Linked DNA regions of Homo sapiens: region 2 is linked to region 1. Evidence: chromatin contacts called from ENCODE Hi-C or POLR2A ChIA-PET data. All regions are on one chromosome and are shown on one strand. The core of a region is the stretch at or near the end of the contact, and the rest is flanking DNA. Distances in the headings are between cores, read along the strand shown. Region 1 overlaps HEATR5A (HEAT repeat containing 5A). Region 2 overlaps HEATR5A (HEAT repeat containing 5A).

Region 1 (3,146 bases), core at 42-2,541:
GCGGAGCTTGCAGTGAGCCGAGATCCCGCCACTGCACTCCAGCCTGGGCGACAGAGCGAGACTCCGTCTCAAAAAAAAAAAAAGATGGAGTCTTACCCTGTTGCCCAGGCTGGAGTGCAATGGCACAATCTTGGCTCACTGCAACCTCCGCCTCCCGGGTTCAAGTGATTTTCCTGTCTCAGCCTCCAGAGCAGCTGGGACTACAGGCACATGCCACCAGGCCTGGCTAACTTCTGTATTTTTAGTAGAGACAGGGTTTCACCATATTGGTCAGGCTGGTCTTGAACTCCTGACCTCAGGTGATCCAACCGCCTCGGCATCCCAAAGTGCTGGGATTACAGGCGTGAGCCACCATGCCCGGCCTCAGAGTTTTCTTTTCTAAAGTAACTTACTCCAAAACCACATCTAAGAGCAGTTAACAACCGTATTATCAGGCCAGGCGCAGTGGCTCATGCCTGTAATCCCAGCACTTTGGGAAGCCAAGGCTGGCAGATCACTTGAGCCGAGGAGTTCATGACCAACCTGGGCAACATGGCAAAACCCTGTCTCCACAAAACATACAAAAGTTAGCTGGGTGTGGTGGTGCACACCTGTAGTCCCAGCTGTTCGTGAGGCTGAGGTGGGAGGATCCCTTGAGATAGGGAGATGGAGGCTGCAGTGGGCCAAGATCGCGCCACTGCACTCCAGCCTCAGCAAGACCCTGTCTCAAAACAAACAAAACCAACCATATTATCAACAAGGGTTGGTTTTAATTCATTTGGAAATGAGTTAACTTCAATTTTATTTAGGCATGACAGTGTAAGCACCTTCAACAATGTCAACAAATATACAGGCTGCTGATTATTCTGGTCCTGATAGAAACTGCTAATATAATTTTCTCTCTCTAGAGTTTACAGGTCTATTTTGGTATGGACGGAAACATATGTTGAAATTTATTGGGAGAAAAAAGTATTCTAATCTTCTTGGTCATTTTAGTTCCTTAAAATGATTATATCATTTCAAGGGCGGAAAAGGGAAAAATCACAAATAATCAAAGAGGACATTGGACATGAGATAAGATAGGTTTATTGGATTGGTTTGTTAGTGTCTTCCTTCTGGAGCATGAAAATAATTCACAAAACAAAAAAGTTACTAAACAGTAAATGAAACTAATTCCAGAATGTATCAAGTACCTGAAGTGTTGGGATACGTCTCAGACTTAAATTTCAATTATTTTTCTTTGACTTTTACTTCTCTAAAAGACACCGTAACAGCTTCAACTCACCCTATAGTCTTAGTTCCTCAGTTCTGAACAAAAAGCATGAAGTAAACAAACAAAAAAAACCCCAACTGTCAAGAACTCCCACAATTCAAGAAACACAGATAAATCCTAAAATCTAAACCTCTCCCAAAAATACAGTAATTAGCTTTCATCTAGAAGGAAGCTAGATTATTCTACCCTGACCTCAGATTTTCATTTGTGATTTAGGCTTTGCAAAATTATACGTTACAAAAACAGGAACTCACCAGTTACACAGAGCATTAGGCCACACTTGAGATGTTGCTTAAAGAAGGCTGCCCCTGGTATAAAGAAAATTAAGTCCTTTTGTTACAGTACTTTATACATCTCTAGGCAGAATCCTAAAGCTGGTTTGCTGACACTTAACTGGTACACTTTATTAGTTTTAGGGTAAAATGGATAAGAAGCAAGTCATTTATAATGTTAGAGTTCTTTAACACAGTTAAAACTTGATAATTTAAAAATCTTGTCTGTATCAATTCCATCTTTGAATCTGAAATATCTTGCTTCCTTCTTTCTACAATAAAATACTTTAAAATTAGGCTAAAAAAAATCACTTGCCTCAGAAAACAGCAGAAAAATCTCTGAAAATGAAATTCAAACTTAGGATATTATTCTGTATGACCTTAATATTAGTCTTTCTAATTCTCTATAACAACCCTACAAATAAATTGGCTATCATTAGTTAAAAATTTGAAATGTTAACAATATAATAATGATTTAAGCTCAATAGGAAATAATTTGATTGAGCTGAGTGGTTCAAACCTATGCATATTAAATCTAAATATGAAAAATGCAAAAACTTTTATAGCCAATGCTGAAATTTTAGAAAAGCTGATAGTTTAATATAAACAGTGGCAGTACAAATGGTTCAACTCTTTTAGAAAAAAATATTATTTATCAGAGGTTACAAAAATATCAAAACCATTTGACAAAAACATCCAGTTTTTGAAAATTCATAAGAAAAAGGAAAATATAAGTATAAAAGTATTAATTACAGCACTGTAATTAACTGTAATTCCAGTGAAAATTCAAAAGAACTTACAAGTCCAACACAAGAGAAATGGTTAAATTTGACATATTCAAAGAATACTAGGCTGTCATATAAAACCATGAAAACTACAAATGCACAGGAGTGCAAAAGGCTTAATGGGAGGAAAAAAAAGTAAAGAAAACTACGAGTGCAGAAGTTTTACATGTTAAGAGAAACCTTCAGATAAAGCAGTGTTTACCAAGAGTACTTTGTGGAATGCTGCCAGAAGAATGAAAACATGTATTCTGTGGGAAGAGGGGGAAATCCAAGTTGAAATGGTTTTGGGAAATGCCTCGTTGTCAGTTTTCTTCACCAGTTTCTCCATACATGTAACATGGTAATGTGCACTATGTACTGCCAAGAGGGTGTGCAGATAGAGCATTTGATGTTTCTAAACATGTTTTAACCATAGGCTTCTCCTCCACTCCCTTTTTCTTTTTTTCCCAGCCAGGAATCTCATAGAATTGGTGTTCTATAGAATACAATCTTTGAAATACTAATCATTAAAGACTAGCATACGTCAAAAAAATTTAAAATTTTTTTTGTTCATATTATAAAATGATTTCTTTCTTTTTTTTTAAGACAGTCTCGTTCTCTTGCCCAGGCTAGAGTGCAGTGGTGTAATCTTGGCTCATTGCAAGCACTGCCTCCCAGGTTCAAGCTATTCTCGTATCTCAGCCTCCCAAATAGCTGGGATTATAGGCATGTGCCACCATGCCCGGCTAATTTTTGTATTTTTAGTAGAGACAGGGTTTCACCATGTTGACCAGGCTGGTCTCGAACTCCTGGCCTCAAGTGATCTGCCCGTCTTGGCCTCCCAAAGTGCTGGGATTA
Region 2 (3,070 bases), core at 438-2,937, 49 kb before region 1:
ATAAGAATTAGCCTGAGGCCGGGTGTGGTGGCTCACACCTGTAATCCCAGCACTTTGGGAGGCGAAGGTGGGTGGATCACTTGAGGTCAGGAGTTCAAGACCAGCTTGGCCAACATGGTGAAACCCCATCTTTAGTAAAAACACAAAAATTAGCCGGGCGTGGTGGCAGGTGCCTGTAACCCCAGCTACTCAGAGACTGAGGCAGGAAAATCGCTTGAATCTGGGAGGCAGAGGTTGCAATGAGCCAAGATCAGCCACTGCACTCCAGCCTGGGCAACAGAATGAGTCTCCATCTCAAGACAAAAAAAAAAAAAAAAAAAAAAAAGAATTATCCTGAGAAAACTTAGACATGTTATTATGGAAAATTTCAAACATAAATAAATAATAGTACTATGATGATGCCTGCCCCTATCCCTTCCAGCATATGCTCATTATTCATCTTTACCAGCTGCAACAGTATTATTTCACCTACATCCCCATTCCTGATCCCACATTTCTCCACATTATTTTTAAGAAAACCCTAGGCAGCACATCATTTCATCCATAAATATTTCACCGTGTATCATTAAAGTGAAATACATTTTATTTTGAACATAATCCTGCTATCATAATCTCATGTTGTAAAAAAAAAAAAAGCCACTGAACATCAGGTACCCATTCAGTATTCAAATTTCCAACTATCTCATAAACACCTGTTTTTGTTTGCTTCCGTGTTTGAATCTAGATCTAAGTAAGGTGTACACATTGCAGCTAGTTTATCTTGTCTCTTTCAATTTAGTATTCTCCCTATACCTTTCCCCTCACTGGTAATTTATTTGAAGAAACAAGGTTATTTGTTTTGTACAATTTTCTACAGTCTGGGTTTTTATGATTATAGGCCCCTGGTATAGCTTAATTTGTTCTTCTATCTGTACTTTTTAAAAAAAATAAATTGGTAGTTGTATCTAGACGGGGCTCATTTTTGCTTTTGGTGATGGGCAGGGTGGGGTGCAGGTTAGTTCATAAGTGGTATTGTGTTCTCCAATAACACAGGAGACAACATATGGTTGCCTCTCTAACATATACACTTTGAAAAGCTGATCCATTTATCACATTAACTGCAATGATCACCTCAAAGATGTTTTATCCTAATTTCTGTTAGGTTATCAAAAAATCTTATCCACAGAGAGCTTAAATGGCTTTTGCCAGTTTGTAACTTAAATACTGCAGGAATGAGTAAAAATTCCCTTAGAAAAATGTTTATACTCTTCGAAGTGTTTCTTTGAGCAATTGCACCAGGATGAAATGAGGACTGAGGTGATATCCACTGATCAGAAGTGGTAGGATGAGTTAGGAAGGGTTTACTTGCCATCACTTTCTGTATCATTAGCAGCAGTAACAGTAGTAACAACAAATATTTATTGAAGCTTACTTTTTTTTTTTTAAGAGATGAGGTCTCACAATATTGTCCAGGCTAATCTCTAAATCCAAGCCTCAAGTGATCCTCCTGTCTCAGCCTCCTGAATAGCTGAGATTACACACGGTGCTTGGCTTACTGAATACTTAATACGTGTTGGGAAATGTCCTAAAAACTTTACATATAACCTTCATAGTAACCTAATAAGGTCAGGTTAGTATGTTGTTTTACAGGTAAGGAAACAGGAACAGGGAATTTATTACTTGCCAGAGATCATATGATGATCACATAGCTGTCAGACTGAAACCCAGTTAATCAGGCTCCAGAATTTGAGCTTTTAACCACCGTGCTGAATCACTCATTCATCCAAATTGTGTTTAATATGCTACAGAGAAAAATTTTATTATATTTAATCTTCCTTTCAAGAAGGTATACACTATGGGATACCAATATATACATATAATAGGAAGGTAGGAACTATTATGTTTCATAAAAGATAAAAACAAAAGCACTATTAAATTTAGGGAAGGAGAGATTACATACAGGAATTAGGAAGAATGGACAGGGATCAGTGAAGTCATAATGACTGAGCAAATGACAGTTGCTCAAAGGAATGTCTAAGTTTAATTACCAGCATATGACACTCAGCAAAATAATTCTGTTGGTAGTACAATATAAAAGGTATGCTTGTTCCTATGGCTATGTGTGAAAATAGTAGAAAATCTCTGCTTCTCAGTTGAAAGTGATTACTTTCCCAACTGTCCCTGGAAAAAGTACCTAAAAATAATTAAGATAATTTTGAAATGCAAATAGGCTTTTGTATAAAAATGCATCACTAACTTGCTGGTGAGTTATTTTCAATGTAGAGAATATTAAGATATTTGAAAATAAATCCATACCAAAACTAAGACAGGAAATAAAAACTAAGAACTCAATTTTTACTCCAATCCTTCGGAAAACTAAGTCACTCTAAGACTCTAAATCTACATCTGCTGGATAGTCATGAAGAAAAGTTATTTCAATTCTTAAGTACATTCCACATGGCAAAAGCAATTTCTTACTATGTCCTAGAAACTGACTCTTTGACAACACATTGGAGGAACCAATAAAATCAGAAATTTATTTATTTATTTATTTATTTATTTATTTATTTATTTAGAGATGGAATCTCACTCTGCCACCCAGGCTGCAGTGCAGTGGCACGATCTCGGCTCACTGCAACCTTTGCCTCCCAGGTTCAAACGATTCTCCTGCCTCAGCCTCCTAAGTAGCTGGGACTACAGGCATGTGCCACCATGCCCAGCTAATTATTTTGTGTATTTTTAGTAGAGATGGGATTTCACCATGTTGGCCAGGCTGGTCTCGAATTCCTGACCTCAAATGATCCATTTGTCTTAGCCTCCCAATGTGCTGGGATTATAGATGTGAGCCAATGTACCTGGCCTAGAGTTTGTTTCTTCCAGAAGTTCATAGTAAGTCCTGACTTTGTCTCCTAATGAACACTGTGGAACTGATTTGAAATATATCCTTTAGGACTCCTGATTGCATTTCCAAACTCCAATTCTGAGAAAATCCAAGTTAAAAAAAAAAAAGTAGAAGACTTCAAGACTTTTTCCTCTAATTCAAGTTTTTTTAAGGGTAAGACTTACATTATCAGGCCAGGCCCAGTGGCTC

The links. A loop is a pair of places that touch in the nucleus more often than their neighbours do. ChIA-PET counts read pairs that join two places held with the same protein, here RNA polymerase II (POLR2A). Pooled maps may share reads with other maps.
Region 2: a map of posterior vena cava shows a loop between it and region 1 (17-fold over the local background). The contact joins two enhancer-like sites. A Hi-C loop is called at or near these places in 4 of 168 maps with a recorded cell type or tissue (PC-3, naive thymus-derived CD4-positive, alpha-beta T cell, posterior vena cava and 1 more) and 5 of 50 pooled maps. POLR2A ChIA-PET finds 5 or more read pairs at or near these places in 12 of 52 experiments (H1, HEK293, HepG2 and 7 more).

What each region holds. Positions count from the first base shown.
Region 1 is chr14:31,408,985-31,412,130 of GRCh38, forward strand. The region is part of intron 1 of HEATR5A (HEAT repeat containing 5A); the gene reads right to left. Among named protein-coding and RNA genes, the nearest start is that of HEATR5A, 10 kb to the right of the region's middle. Within about 2 kb of position 1,292, at least 3 of the 41 ENCODE cell types and tissues checked have a DNase peak (open chromatin) inside an H3K27ac peak, as active enhancers do.
Region 2 is chr14:31,359,429-31,362,498 of GRCh38, forward strand. The region is part of intron 14 of HEATR5A (HEAT repeat containing 5A); the gene reads right to left. Among named protein-coding and RNA genes, the nearest start is that of HEATR5A, 60 kb to the right of the region's middle. Within about 2 kb of position 1,688, at least 3 of the 41 ENCODE cell types and tissues checked have a DNase peak (open chromatin) inside an H3K27ac peak, as active enhancers do.